Linked DNA regions of Mus musculus: region 2 is linked to region 1. The links are chromatin loops, found by intact Hi-C in ENCODE. Cell type or tissue: left cerebral cortex. All regions are shown on one strand.

Region 1 (8,000 bases):
CCCAGGAAAAAGTAGGTGGTTAGACTACCAAGCAGGGATTGCGGAGGTGGTATATGCCCTCTCAGGACCTTCCTTGGCTTAGAAGAAGCCTGCAGTGGGTGCCAGCTTATTTTTCCAGCATATGCTGGCACAAACCCCGCTCCAGTCTCCGTGACAGCCAATCCTCAAATCCAGCTGTGACTGTCCCAGTGTCAAACAAGCTAGGACTCCCAAACCTTCTCTTGCTGGGGCTCACATGACTCTCGGGCTTAGCTTGCTCATCTTTTAGGCCTGGGAGGGTGTGAGATGGTGAGTGTGGTGGCCGTGACTGTCTTTCTCCTGTTGTGTTTTTCTTGTTTTGGTTTTTGAGCTAGGTCTCTCTGTGTAGTCCAGGCTGGCTCCAAACTCATAGAGATCCACCAACTTCTGCCTCCCAAGTGCTGGGATTAGAGGTATGCATCACCAGACCTGGCCTTTGGTGGGGTTATGGTACTGGTGATAGAAGCCAGGGCCTCATGCATACATAGCATGTGCTCTAACCTCTGAGCGACATTCTTTGAATTGGTGTCCATCTGACCCTATCTGATGAGTTTCTCATTGGGCTTGTGTTACTGTCTGGTAGTGTCCCTCTATGTAAACTGGGGTGCTATGGGTGGAGTACTAATATACATATGATAGACCCTGTGCAAGACAAATCTCAATGTATCAGTTGTGGGGGTAGGGGTGGTTTGTATCTCTCATTGTGTCATGTCAGAGAAATGGAGATTCCCTGGGTGGAAGGTCCCTCCCATCCCAGCTCTGAGATGCAGTGTACACATGTGCACTCACAGAAGCAGCCCTGTGTATTTGGATTTAGGTTTCATGGTTAATCGTTGAATAAGGGAAAAACAGGTCAACCCAGCACCAGCCCTTCCTTGGCCTGTAGGAAGAGGGCCTGATAGGAGGTTAGAGCAGCAGACTCCCTGTAACTCCCACACCTGCCAGGAGGGCTCTAGGAAGACTTTATCCCTTCTAGGTCCAGAAAGGCTAAACAAAGAAGGAGCTGACTTCTGACCCTGACCGCTCAATTCAGGGGGAACACAAACAGTAACCCAGGAGAAACCTGGGCACACCACCTGACCATGCCTGGACCTCAGAGCAGAGCCAAGTAGGGCTCTCCATCTGGGGCCTCCTGAGTTCTGGTTCAGTATCTATGCCCTTTCGTCAGGCAGCCAAGAGCCTGTCTCTAGAAGACAAGTTCTTAGTCTCTTAGGGCCCCCAAATACCTGGATGGTGATGTTTAAGGACAAGGAGATCTACTGACAACTGGGGACCCAGAAGCCCATATCTCTGGGCAGTCTTAAGTTTCCCTCACCCAACTCCCACCCACACTGGACACAGCAGTGACTCACAGCAGTGGCCTTTGGGCTTGAAATGGAGGCAATTATCTAGTGATCACTAGGCAAGTAACCGTCCGGGAATGTGTGGGTCAGTGTGTTAGGGGACAAGAGGCGTCTGCTGCCCTCCCTGGGAAAAGAACGAGGGAAATGTGAGAGGATTCCCCTCCCATCTCTTCCCAGAGCTTATTTTCTCAGAAGGAAAGTTCGCAGGGGATTTCCCCCACCCCTGATCCCACATCTCAGTCTGGACCAACTTAGGTCTCTCCCACGCAGCACGGGCTGAATCTCTCTGGATCAGGGTTTGGTGCAGAAACCAGAGCACCAGTGCAGGCATCAGAGAACCAGGTCCAGGTCTAGGGGAAAGAGATGCACAGTGGCTGCTTGTACGTATACCACAGCTGACCGCTGCGTCCAGATATTTTCACTGTCTGCAGTGACCCCTTTGCAAGGGTTAAGGAAAGAAAGAGCTCAGTCTGTACAACCCTGGGAACGTCTCCTCTCACACGAGGGGCTGGCTGGGGCTCCATTCGTGCCACCCCATGGTAAGATTACTGGAAGGAGCGGAGGGGCAGAGCTGGAAGTGAGTTGCTCTCTCTCCGTTCGCCTATCATCGCGAGTGGCCACACGACTGATTAGGGTCGTGGAATTGCCATCTCAGCTCTGCCCCAGACACAAACTAAGAACTGATTATATCCCCCCTCCCCCGTGTAGCAAGCTTCCAGGTCTAGGATCCTACTCTGCGCAACCGCGTTCCTGGTCAGGCGGGCGGTGGCTCGCAGCCTCCTATCATTGGCCAGGAGCTTCTCTGCTCTCACCAATGGCAAGCGGGATTCCTGGGAGGGGCGGGGCCCAAGAGGCCGATTAAGCCACGTAACTGCAGCACTGAGCGAGCAGGGCTCCCTCCACCCCTAAAATTTAAAGGGCGGGCGGCTGAGCTGTAGCGCCAAGGAGAGAAGCAGCAGCCGGGGAGGCAGGGTGCCGGCCTGAGAGCCGGAGGTCTGGGGACCTCTCCTTCCAGGGAGTGGAACCGGCGCCTGTTGCCCGTGGCGGCCGAGAAAGAGCTGATATTGGCACAAGTGTAGGAAAAAGTCTTTAAGGAGGAGGGAAATATCTCCAGTGCCTCCTTCTCTGGCTTCCCACCCCCGTTGCCTGTACGGAATGGCACCCCCCCCAAGACTGCCCACCCTAACAGAACACCCCGCCCCCTCAAACGCTGGCGTGAGCCTTCTGTGAACTCCTGGCCACCGGCCTTCCTCCCCCCTCCCCCGCCCCCCAGCGCCACCCCCTATTTCCATCAGACAGCCTAAATATGATTCTTGTGTGTCTGTGTGAGCTGGAGGAAGGCTCTATAGCGGGCGAGAGCGACCAGGGCCAGAGATGGGGAGGTTTGAAATCTCTAGAGTGAGCTTTACGGGGATGGAGGGAGGTGGGTATAGAACATAAGGGAAACCTCCTTACCCTCAGTTCAATCCCAGAGCTGCGGAGAACCCCATCCGAAATACTAGTGACACGCCTTGTGACTGTGGGTAAATGGCTTGCTCTTTCTGGATTTTAGCTTTCTTGTTAGCAAATGAGTTGAGGGGCATAGACCACTGACTTTCTCGGGTTCCTGCTGTCTCACAGCATAACTGAGATGCCGGCTCAATGCCAGACATCAGATGGAAGTAGGCTACATTATTCAGTGAGCAGCTACTGGTGGCAATGCTCCCATGAGAGGCTGATGCGTCTAGGTGCTATGTGACAGGACCACCATCCACCCAGCACTCCAGGAACCTGGGACAGGGAGGAATGAGCGCGGGAGCTCCTCTACCCCACCCTGCCTGCCCCTTGGCCGCCCTCTTCTTCCACTTGGCTCCCACCGCTCCCAGCCTGCTGAGCGTTGGCTGTTGTTTCTAGCAGGTGGGGTGGGGGGTGTCTCACAACACCCGGCCATTTGAGGCCCCCTAGCAAGTTCATTCGGGCACCCCCAAAGAGGGTCCTCGCTTATTTTCCTAAAACTGGAAAACCTTCAGGGACCCCTAACCCAGGCTGGAGGGGGCTGGCTCTTCTCTCCCAGGCCCCCGGGAAGGGGGTTGGCAAACTCTTATCGCCTGCGGAGCAGCTGCTGGAGAAATACCGTGGCCGCTGACTCATGGCTCTTCCAGCTCTGTGCAACCCCCTCCCCTGGGCCCCACCGCAGCCTTGGAGAGCGCCCCACCACCACCATCACCGCATCCCAATCCCCGAGTTCGGCTGGAAGGAAGCGCCCCCAGGTGGGATGGCCTGGTTCTGCTGCGGATGTGAACCTCTCAATCATGGCCTGGGATGATGGTCGTTAGAATGGATCATACATCCCTAAAGCGTTTCTGTCTAGGTTCTCAGTTGTTCTAGAGACTTGTTCAGACCCTGAGCTCTTTGTACGGCACTGCCCAGACTCTACTGAACAGCTAAAACACTAGTGGCCTTACTCTGAGATGCAAGGCCCTACCCCTGCACCGCTACTGAATGAGTGGCTAGCAGGTGAACAAAGCATAGACTTGTCTCCAGGAATATAGTCTGGCATCAGCCAGGCGAGTCCCAAACAGAGAGGTGTGTGGTGTGGTGGCAGGGGAAGGTCTGGGTATTGAGGGACCATGGGCACGTTCTGGCTTTGTCTGGCTCTGTTTGCCCTGCCCATCAAATGTAAAGCAATGCCTTTGCTCCTTGGGGTGTAATAAACGGGTGCAAGGGCTGGGGGCGTGGCTCAGTAGGTAAGGGCTACTGCCTAGAATGCACAAGGCCTTGAGTTCCATCCCAGTACCTCGTGAAGGCAAGAGGATCAGAAATTCAAGGTCGCCCACCGTAGGGTATGGAGAAGTTGGAATACATGAAAGCACTTGGGGAAATTTAAGTAAAAAGAAAAATATAAAATAATGACGAAGCATCCCGGAAGAAGAGAAATGGGAGCCCAGAGTATACCAATGGTGTCTCTGGATTCGTTTTGCCCTGGAGTTTCTTGTCACACTTGCTCAGAGGGGAACCTCAAACCACCTCCCTCTATAGAGTCCAAGCTCATGCCTGAGTTTAGGGGCTGCTATTAACTACCAAGTGTTTCATACATACTACCTACCACATGCTGTTTTGAGTGCTTCGTGCACTCAACCATAGCATCCTCATAATCATATGAGGTGGGTACCAGGAGTCTAACCAACATTTGATCCCCATAGCAATGCTGTGGAGTAGGAGCTATAGAGAAGTTTTTAAAAGTCAGCAAGTAGTGGAAGAGTTGAGAACAGGTCTCTATGGTTCCAGACTCTTGCGCCTTCCCTGCTCCTGAAAAACCACACATCCATTGCTGAGCCTTATCCTGAAGCAGAAGGCACTGCTCATCCCTGCCTGTGTCCTAATAGTTCAGGACGCAGAAAGCCAATGACTGGTCCTGGAGCCAATCCCCTTCACAGTCTCCAGGTGGAATACAGAGCCTGGAGCAACCCTGGCCCAATCTCATTCAACCAACCAGCTAGTGCACATGAACAACAGTAACACTGTGTTGCACATCAATGACTCTTCAAGAGGAAAAAAAAGCACCTACTATGTGTTGGCCCTGGAGTGTTTTATTGATGATATGACTTTTCTTGACTTATGACTGTACAAGGGACTATCCTAAACCTTTACTCATATGGATTGGCTTATTCCCCACAATAGTCTTAGCAATGGAAACTATAATTAGCCCCACTATGCACAGAGGAGGTTAAAACATGGGTTAATTAGCTTTCCCACAATCATGGTCAAAGCTTTTGTCTGTTTATTTCTGAAAAAGAAAATTGACATCTGTACCAAGTATACATATAGCTGAGATTAATAGTTTGCCAGGGTTTTTACTTCAGTATGTTTGATGGATTCTGATATTTTCTACTTATTTTGTATTTTGTTTTGTGCTATTTTTTCTTAAAATCTGGCTATAAATGCCCACATGGACATGGGGCCAGTTTATTTAACTTAGACTTTATAAAGCACTTGCTTGGCATACACAAGGCCCCAGATGAAAATAAAAAACATACTTTTACCTGTATGTGGTAAAATGAGAAAGCACAAAAGTGGTTCCTAGGGGCTAGGAATGGCAGAGAAAATGGGGGCTGGGGAGAGGGGGCAGTGGGGTCAGGGATACGCTGGCAAAGGGGTTGGTTCTAATGCTTTGCAGTAGGGAAGTTGTGGTCAACAATGATTAATTATATATATCAAAATAGCTAGGAGACAGCATTTCAGTGCCCCACAAAAGAAGTATATGTGTTTAAGCTGATGGCTATGCCCCCTTGACCTGGTCTGGGCATTGTGCATTGGCACATGTAATGAAATGTCCAAGTCTGCCCCATAGATATGTACAGTTATTGTGTGTCAAGGAAAAATTTTCTAAGTATATTTTTTTAAGTTCTGGTCACGACCCACTGAATCGATTTCATAACACATTAGTGAGTCACCACTTGCTGCTTACACAGACTGAGTCAACAGCTGGAATGATTGAGGCCAGGACGCAAGCCTCCGTGAGGCGGCCCCACAGCCTGATGCCTCAGGATAGAGAACAGCCTGAGAGGGGCGCAGTAGACTCCTGAAACTCCAGCACTCAGAAGCCTCAGGCAGGAGGATCATGAGTTTGAAGCCAGCCTAGACTACTTAACAACACCCTGTCTCAAAGAAGCAGACACGAGGGCTAGAGAGATGGCTCAGCCATTAAGAGCACTTGTTGCAGAGGATCCAAGTCCAGTTTTCAGTACCCACATAAAATCTATCAGTCATCTGTAACCCCAGTTCCAGGGGATCCAAAGTCGTCTCTGGCTCACTCTTCAAGGGCACAAGGCACACATGGAGTGAACATACATATCCTCAGGCAAAGCACTCATACACATAAAATAAAATAGTAATTTGCATAAAATAAAAAGAAAAGCAGACAGGTACTGGGTTGGGACATAGCTCAGACTTGGGCCCCAAAACTCCAACTAGGGACATTGAAGAATGAAGAAATGACAGATACAGACACACATACAGGCTGGGTGGGGTCCAGTTGGGTTCTGTTACCATGGTATCCTGCTGTAACCTGAAATCTCGGTAATTAGCTACAGCACAGTGGGAGGGCTTCTAGTCTGAATGGGAAGACTCTGGACATGAGCAATCTCAGAAGGGTGCTGCAGTTGCCAGTCTTTGCACGCACTGATCAATAACTCATGAGCTCACATACTTGGGCTCCCAAGCAAAGCTTTGCCATTTCTCATGAGGCTTTGTCAATTGTCCCAGGGGTCTGAGGTCCTGAAGGCCTTGCTGTGGCTGTGCTCATGCCAACACACATTCACTAGGACTTCCTACTCAGGGCTTCTGTCATTCCCTACTTCAGTCAGTAAAATTCATAAGGACCTGCCTTAGCGCCCTTTAGCTCACTTAAAAGAGCATGGTCGAGCCTGCCTATAACCTCCAAATGGGGAGGCAGAGACAGGTGGATTCCAGCAGAGCTAACTAGCCTATCCCTACTTAGTGACTTCCAGGACGGTATCAAAGATCCCATTGGTAGGAAAGGCTGGAGAAATGGCTCAGAAGTTAAGACTGCTGGCTGTTCTTGCAGAGGACAGGTTTGGTTCCCCGTGCTCATATGTGGGCTCACAATTATCTGTAACTCCAGTTCCAAGGGATCCAATGCCCACTTCAGACTTCCACAGACAACAGGCATACACAAGGTGCATAGTCATACATGCAGACAAAACACTCAGATGTCTAAAATAAAAATAAATAGCTTTCTCCCCCCCCCCCAAAAAAAATCAAGGTGTGTGGAACCACAGAATTACAAGGTTTCCTGGGCTACATTGCATTTACTGAACCCTATGTTCTTCATAGATAGTATTTGTGACTTTTGCCCTGTATGTCTATCTGCATCTCCCTCTCTGTCTCTCTCTCTCTCTGTCTCTCTCTCTGTCTCTCTCTCTGTCTGTGTGTGTGTGTGTGTGTGTGTGTGTGTGTGTGTGTAGGCCAGAGGTCACCTGGTTTCTCCAGTTCCATACATTTTGTATGCTAAATAAGATGTGTTTCTACTTATTTAATAAGTATGAGTGTTTTGCTTGCATGTTTGTATGTGCACTATATGTGCTCTTGGTGCCAGTGGAGGGTCAGGAGGAGGCATCAGATCACCTGGAGCTACCTACAAAATAGTTGTTAGCCACTGTGTGGGTACTGGGAACTAAAGCTAAGATGGGTCCTCTGCAAGAGCAGCCAGTGGTCTTAACTGCTCAACCATCTCTCCAGATGCTAGTTTTTTTTTAATAAATAAAAAATTTAAAGGTGAGGAAGTTTGTGAGATTGTTCAGTGAGTGAAGGCACCTGTCTCATGTGCCTAGCAGCCTGAATTAGATCCTCCAACCCCACTTAAAGATGGAAAGATAGAAACAACCCACAAAGTTATCCTCTGACATTTATACATAGGCAGTGGCATGCATGTACACACACACACACACATTCACACACATTCACACACACATTCACACAGATACACATACACACACATTATAATGATAATGATGATAATAACAAAAAGGTTTTTTGAGACAGGGTCTTTCTACATAGCCCTGGCTGTCCTGAAACTCACTATATAGACTGGGCTGGCCTCAAACTCACAGAGATCCACTTGCTTCTGCCTCCTGAGTG
Region 2 (8,000 bases), 330 kb before region 1:
TGTCTCGCACACCCTCCTCATGTGTCTGCTGGGACTCCTGCTCTTCTTAGGTTAGAAAAGATAGAATCCTTGTCTTTGGCATGTCTAAACCTAAGGAAATAATTTGCATCCCAAATTTCAAACTGACGAGTGCCATAGATGAATGTCCAGGTAGCGGCATTATGTGAATTTCGTAAACTTGGACTGAAAACAAGACAAAATTCCCTTTATGGTGGTGACTTGTGTTCTCAGCTCAGGCTCAGGTTCACTTGGAGAATAGTACTGATATATGAGACATGACTCTCCTAAGCATGCCTGCTTTAGGGAGGCTCAAGGAGGAGAGGGGACAAGTCAGTTAGATCACACACATCACTTATCAACTTTCATGTCCTTCCTATTCTGCAGGACTCCAGAATATTGAACTTAGGTTAATAAATAACCCCATGGTGACATCTAAATGTTCATGTGACAGAAAAAGTCACACATCTATAATTTTAAATAAAAAAAGCTAGAACATGATTAAACTTAGTGAAGTGGGCATAAAAAAACAACACAGATTAAAAGAGATTCTCTTCTGCCAAACAACCAAGCCACATGTCCTAAGGAAAGTCCTTGAAGGAAGTTAAATGTGCCTCTCCTGAGCTACAGGAAAGTGACAGCCTACTACTGCTATGGAGGATCCAACCAGCAACAACATCCCACAAGACAAAGACTAGCTCAGAACAACATTCACCTGTGTTCATCTCTGATGGCTCAGAGAAGCTATAAATGTTTGATGCTAGCAGAGGGTGGTTCATGAATTTGAGGAAAGAAACTGCCTCTGTGTCACAAAGACAGCTGACAAAAGGTGACCCAAAACAGCAGATTCTCAGGTAGAGGCAACAGCTTTCATAGATCAAGAGACGTCAGTGCACAGGTTCAAAGGTTCGGAGGACAGGCTGCCTCTCCTGTAAGGGCTGATGAGCTGTGACTTTAGTTGAAGCCAGTGCTCATTCTGAAAATCCTAGGGCCCCTGAGAAGCACAGTAACTCTCCTCTGCCTGTGCTCTGCACACGGAGCCCACCTGCCTGTGCTCTGCACACGGAGCCCACCTGCCTGTGCTCTGCACACGAAGCACACAGCATGGACAGCTGCACATCTGTTTATAATGGTTTATGAACACTGAAAGCCCACTCTAGGTCTTACAGCTCAGATAGATCCCTTTCAAAACAGTGTCATTGTCAATGCCTGGTCACTCAAGAGCTCTGATGGAGCTGTACAAAGATGTTGATGATGCTTTCATGCCTGTTAACACAATGCCATTCTACAGCCCATGAGTCAAGGACTAATTATGGCTTTCAAATCTTATTAGTTGAGAAATACATTTTAAATAAAGCAATAGGAGCCATAGACTGAAACCTTTTGGAAAGACTTCAATATTCTAGATGCTCAAATTCAAGACATATATAGTCTCAAACATGAACAGAAAGTTGACCCTTGTCTTCACAGGCAATTTTGAGGGGTTCAAGACTACAGCAGAAGCAACAGAGGTGGAGAAAGCAGTTGATACTGGAGTCAGAAGCGGGGCGTGGAGCTGTGCTGGCGTCACACTCATGATGTGACTAGGCTCTAACAGAGGATGGGTTGCTCTGATGATGGAAAAGTAAATGCTCTCTTGAGATGGAATCTTCTCTAGAGAATATTGGAGACTCATTCTGGTTTTTGAAAGAAACCTTGTCATGGGACAAAGAAATCCCTCATGAAAGGAGTGTGACTCAAGCACATCTCTGTCATCTTAACAAACTGCCACCATCACCTCACTTAGTAGCTGCCAGTCTGATCAGTCAACAGCCACCAAGATTGGAGCAAGACCTTCAACTTACTGCACTATTACTGCTTGCTGAAGGTTTTAAAACTGAGATGTGTACATTTATGGACACAGTGGTGTTGCTGTAGCCAAAGACCACAGCACAGTGTACACATGACTCTAAATCACTGGGAGAACAGTTTGTGGACCTGAACTTATTGCATGTCTTACTAAACTGGTGTCTTTTCTCTTAGATCCACACCTGAAGATCTTTCAGTGAGGGTGGATAAGAAGACTCCAGGGGCAGATGTGAGACCAGTATAGGTTTTTAATTTTCCTGCCTTCTTTTCTATGTCTACGGGAGAGAGGCCACGAATCGTCATAGTCTGCCATGCTTCCTTCCCTGAAGCACAGCCTCAATGCCTGATCCAAATGCAGAAACTGAGGCTTTGATGGTTTTCTCATCTTTTATATACAAATGCCATGAGCTGCAAAGTAGCTGGCACCTGACCCTTTTTTTTTTTTTTTTTTTTTGTGGTATAAGAGATGAAGCCCAGGTCCTTGTACATGCAGAGCCAGAGCTCCACCACTGAGCTACATCCCTAGAGTTCATTTACGTATCTTCAGTAAGTGAATATGGTCATAACCTTTGAGGAAATCTATCAAGACTTGAGAATGCCATATACACAGGCTTAGTAATCCTGTGATCAGGCCTCTACTTGATTCCTTATGTCAGCCTACCTACAAGAAGGTCAGTGGGAGCTCTGAAGTCAGAAATTCTGAGAATAGAACCTAGTCTAGAGAGTTCCTGCTAACTGTGCTAATCTGTATGACTACTATGCCAGATGGCCTGCCAACTAAACCTGCAGTGACCAGATTCCTTCTAGCAAAGAGAAAAGCCATACTACTAGCAAGAAGGCCTTCAACTTAGAGCTTAGGTGCTAATAAAATCAAACCATAAGATGCCATTAACATGGAAGTCCAAGACATGAAAAGATGCCCAAGACCTAGAAAAGACTGTGCTAAAACACATAGTTTGCTTCTGTTGTTTTAAAGTTCAGTTAGCAAGTAAATAGAAAATATCTGGAGGTATGTAATAGAAAATGTTAATACTAATTAACTACTGGTAGTAAAATTAATATAATAGAAAATGCATAGGTTGTAGGGAGAGTATCTTTTATAATTTATATTTCTGTGATATTTGCATTTTTAAAATCATGGATGCTGTTTGTATAATCAGAAAAAGAAATGGAAAAAATAAGATGAAAATGTGTTTGTGTGTGTGTATATATGTTTTTTTTTAATGTATATGAGCACACTGTCACTGTCTTCATGTATACCAGAAGTGGGCACTGGATCCCACTGCTGATGGTTGTAAGCCACCATGTAGTTGCTGGGAATTCTGGAAGAATAGTCGTGCTCTTAATCGCTGGGCCATCTTTCCAGCCCCTTTTGTTTTTTAAGATAGGGTTTCTTTGTATAGTCTTGGCTGTCCTGGAATTAGCTTTGTAGACTAGACTGGCCTTGAACTCAGAGATCTACCTGTCTCTGACTCCTGAGTGCTGGGATTAAAGGTGTGTGCCACCACTGCCTGGCAAAAAGCTTTTTCTTTACTTAGCAAAAGGTAAAAGAGAAGTGATGGAAAGTGGCACTGTGCAGTCACCTTCTGAGGTGCACAGAGGCCCCACAGCACGACTAAGACTCAGCACAGCTTCAAGGACTTGTCCCTTACGCCCCTGTACTTGAGCACACGACTTTCCATATTTAAGCACCAAGGCCCGACTGCCACACAGTCTAAAAACTTCTGATTTAGTTGGTGTTAGTAATTTGTTTCAGAATAGCCCTCATAGCACTTCCTGGTGTTTGGGCAGGCTCTGCAGGAATGGTGATGAGCTGTCTTGTGTGTTTCCTAAACACAAAGTTTTATAATTCAACTCTGCTGCCTGGGAGTGTGTATGCAAGATTCTTCTGTTTAAGAAGGCCAAGGCAGCCTGTGACAACCCCACCAGGGGCCGGGCTCTCTGAATCATGGTTGGCCACCCGCTCAGGCAGAAGACTGAGACTCACCAGAGACTATTTTCTCATGGATGAGAGACCAAGTCTGAGTGATTAGAAACAGCCCAGGACACTGATGGTTTGAGACAAGCACATGATTGAAAATGTTCATAGTAACTAACTACTACAGGTAAAATTTTGTAAAATATTTCAGAAAATGCATAAGTTGGGGGAGAGAATCTTCTACAACTTATATTTCTGTGATGTCTGTATCCTTAAGTCACATGTATTATATCTATATAATCAGAAAAGGAAAAGGAAAAATAAAATGGAAATTAAAAAAAACAAAACAAAACAACTTTTTCTTTATAAAGTCAAGTGAGGTTTAGCGATGGGAAATGGGACCATGAAGCCCTGTCAAGGAGCTCAGTGCTCTACAGCTAGAGGGCAGTCCTGGCTTGCAGCCAGGGCTGGGAGCAGGTGGCAGCCATCTTGCAGCCTAAGCCTCCTGGATTCCAAATTATAGACTGCCCCAGCAGGCCAATGGCTAGTTAAAGCAACTTCTTGAAAACTGTTTTTCTCTGAAGCCTACTGTTGTCACTGCTCTTTCTCTTGACAGGAAAGAGTGACGGTTAGAAATCCCTTCTCCCCAAGGCTGCTCTTGTGCCTTCAAGGTTTTATTTTTGGAGGTAACCAGTTTTCCTCTAGTCTTACTAACTTTACTAAATTATGATAAAAATCTGAATTTAGAAAATATAAAGGTAGGGCTTCAATGTTTGAACTAAAATAAAATGTCTGCTACATGTAGTCTAGAAAGTTACAGTTTGGTTCTATGTCATCTGTGATGATCAAGGAAGTTTCTGAAATGAAATCCCTTCTCTGCTTTGTTTATTGCTCCTGAGTGACGCTCCCAGTTGGGTCTTCACTTGGACTCTCAGTGGGTAAAGTAACCATGGTATTTTCTGTTCCAGTATGGGGTGCTTCCTCCCTGAGGCAGAGGGGCCTGTCTGTGAATTTCTGCATCAAAGCCAGCAGGGGGAGCACATTTACATAAGACTCTGAAGCCTTGGGAAAACAATTCAACTTAATTCAGGAGAAAGGCTCTTTTGAATGTGAGTGAATTATCATACAATAAAGTGATAGGATGTTGATTTGGTGCTGAGATGAAGAACACTTGAGAAAGAGTATTTAGAAAGCGTCCAGCAGCTGCTGTTTCAAGGGCAAGGCTATTGCCACAGCAGGTGCAGACACACTCTGCCCTTACCTGTTTCTCCAGGCTTGGTTTGCTAAGCTGTACAGTCTGAGGTCCAGGGAGTCTGGTCCCTGGAGTAGCTATGACAATGCTGGTGAGCTGGGCCATGGGGAACGTTTTGGCTATGGTTGCAGTCTGTCCATTGACAACACGGACAGGGTGGATGGAATTCTGGGATGTGGGGAGGGTTGTGGGTGTAAACTTGGTCAGCATGACAGGCCTCTGGATAAGCTGAGGAGCTGCAAGCATGGGAGGAGGCGCTGGAGCGATAGGAATGTTATTCTGGGCCACAGGCTTGGGTCGAACCTATGAGAGAGAGAGAAAAAAAATCTGCATTACCAGAAGTAGCAAGTCTTCCAGTGTTTCCAAGCATACTGGTACCAAGTGTGGCCCATGACAGTCTTCTTGTTTGTTTGTTTGTTTGTTTGTTTGTTTTTTGAGCCAAGGTTTCTCTGTGTAGCCCTGGCTGTCCTGGAACTCACTCTGCAGACCAGGTTAGCCTTGAACTCAGAAATCCGCCTGCCTCTGCTTCCCAAGTGCTGGGATTAAAGGCGTGCGCCACAGCCGCCCGGCCAATGACAGACTTCTAAGTCTGAATGTTTAGGTTAATTTAAAATGATCCCGTGATGGCTGCTACTGATACAGCAGCAAGACCTTGTTGCTACACCTATATACATTTCTAAAGCACAAAAGCTTCATGAAATCTACCAACATATCACATTAATTAATTTTAGTTTGAAAAACATGAACTAAACCTTTGATTCTTTCCTGAAAGCCTTTCATACAGCTGTTGTGAGAAAGAAAATAGGCAGTCAGCTGGGCAGTGGTGGCACACGCCTTTAGTCCCAACACTTGGGAGGCAGAGGCAGAGGCAGAGGCAGAGGCAGATGGATTTCTGAGTTCAAGGCCAGCCTGGTCTACAGAGTGAGTTCCAGGACAGCCAGGGCTACACAGAGAAACCCTGTCTCAAAAACAAACAAACAAAAAACCAGACAGACAAAAAACAACAACAACAACAACCCCCCCCCCCAAAAAAAAACCCAAAGAAACCAGGCAGTCCATATAAAGTGCCTAGGACTAGAGGCAGAGTCTCTGAAGATCAGCTCATGACATTTTAATGTCCAGCCTGTGCTTCCTGTCCATTTCCAACCTGTTGTCTACCAGCAAAAAGAGGGAATCTCTAAGACATCCAGTTAAGTATTTGCCTGTAAACACTTCCATAGACCCCCTTGCTGCTAGGACTCAACCCACATCTCTGCACAATGGTGACGATCCACAGGCTCGCTCTTCTCCAGGACACTTTTCCAGGATCTTCTTTAAGTCTAACCTGGGTAGCCTCATGGTCTCTGCACAGCCACAGCAAATCTCCTTGGCTTTTTGAATGTACATGGTGTGTCTCCACTCAAGACATGAAAGCCTACTTGGTACTCTCAGCCTGGGACATTTAAAAAATTCCTTCTTCAAAATATATCAGACAGACTTTACTAGGGTTTTAGGTCTCACATTGAATGTAGACTATTCTAGGAAATCATGAATGTACTTTCTCAGTCCAGAATGGTCTGTGTCCCATCCACACGTTCAGTCTACCGTACTCCCCTATGGACGCTAATACCCTATAGGCAACTGTGATGCTGCTGCAGCTGTGTCTTGGAAATTAGCATATTCAGGACACAATAGCTTGGAACGTTTGCTACCAACAGTAAAGATCTATCTGATAAATAAGAGGATGGTCTTCTCTCATGCTAGTACTATATGACCCCTCACAGACAGACTCCTTTTTCTCTGTGTCTGAAAGCTATACTCTCAGAGCATAAGTGTTGGTCTTTCTATTGGATGGACTGCTTGGGGTCGAGCAGAGTCAGTCTAGTTGCTGGGTAGAAAAGCCCGATGCAGACCCCTATGCCAACTCCTGTAAGCCAGGTGTCACAAGGGCTCGTCTGGCTGTTGATTCTCCTTCTAGTCTTTTTTTTTTTTTTTTTTTTTTTTTTAAAAAGGGGCTGCTTGCCCACTCCTCCCCCCCACTTTTAAAAAAGATTTATTTATTATATATGTAAGTAGACTCACTGTAGCTGTCTTCTGACAATCCAGAAGAGGAGGTCAGATCTCATTACAGATGGTTGTAAGCCACCATGTGGTTGCTAGGAATTGAACTCAGGACCTCTGGAAGAGCAGTCAGTGCTCTTAACCTCTGAGCCATCTCTCCAGCCCTCCTTCTAGTCTTTTTAGCAAAGTTTCCCTTTGCTAAATATGGCTATATTTCCCCCAACCAAGGTAATGGTGCCACGATGCTTCCCTCCACTGGTATTATCCTGGCCGCCTTCCTTCTCTCAGGTAGTTTCACTGCCCCTTCACTGCATGGGCAAGCCCCTGAGGATATCACCACACTTCCCACGGGTGGAGTTCCCACTGCCTCACTCACCTGTGGAAGGAAGTTTGGGCGTGGAGTGAGTCTAGGAGGAGGGATAAACTGTGGTACTTTGATGGGCTGAGGAGGTGTTGCTTGAACCTGCTAAGAAACAGGGAAACATAAATAAATCCGAGGGCAGTCTCTATTCAGTGTCGGAGGCAGACACGCAAAGGAAACGGGCATTTGCCTTCCACACAACACAGAACTCCCACCTGCTCTTCCCATGCAGTTCACTATGTGAACCAACACTGCTTTAGAAACTATTTCCTGTCTCACCTAGACTCTCTGTCCCATACAGTGATCAACCGCACTCCTGTCTCCTCACATACACGCACACTCAGCAATCTTGGACGGCTTTCTTACACTCATGAACCCTTACGTTTATATTTTAAGAGTCAAAACTATATCTTAAGTAAAATCAAATTTACTGTCTGTCCACATGGATTTTCCCTCCCCTCCCCCAGAGATATAAGCTTTACTCAACAGGGAGCATTTTTTCTGGCTTTTTGAGACATGGTTTCTCTGTGTCACCTTGGCTGTCCTGGAACTCACTGGACCTCAAATTCACAGAGATCCACCCG

What was found. Peaks named below come from ENCODE experiments on the same cell type or tissue, not always from the same donor. Only the 100,000 strongest peaks of a DNase experiment are listed, where the experiment ranks them.
Region 2: it touches region 1 in a loop (2.3-fold over the local background); 8 of 42 quality-filtered maps call a loop at or near these places.

Annotation. Positions count from the first base shown.
Region 1 is chr2:92,002,661-92,010,660 of GRCm38, reverse strand. All of the region lies in intron 1 of Creb3l1 (cAMP responsive element binding protein 3-like 1), which reads left to right. Among named protein-coding and RNA genes, the nearest start is that of Creb3l1, 18 kb to the left of the region's middle. In left cerebral cortex, a CTCF peak has its summit at 3,604 (motif pointing left); DNase peaks (open chromatin) are centred at 1,670, 2,190, 2,975 and 3,533; H3K4me3 peaks cover 2,179 bases; H3K27ac peaks cover 2,169 bases.
Region 2 is chr2:92,327,833-92,335,832 of GRCm38, reverse strand. It overlaps Phf21a (PHD finger protein 21A), which reads right to left. Exons shown (of 19, transcript NM_001362829.1): 9 at 7,432-7,521; 10 at 5,025-5,318. Among named protein-coding and RNA genes, the nearest start is that of Large2, 39 kb to the left of the region's middle. In left cerebral cortex, a CTCF peak has its summit at 4,794 (motif pointing right); a DNase peak (open chromatin) is centred at 4,806.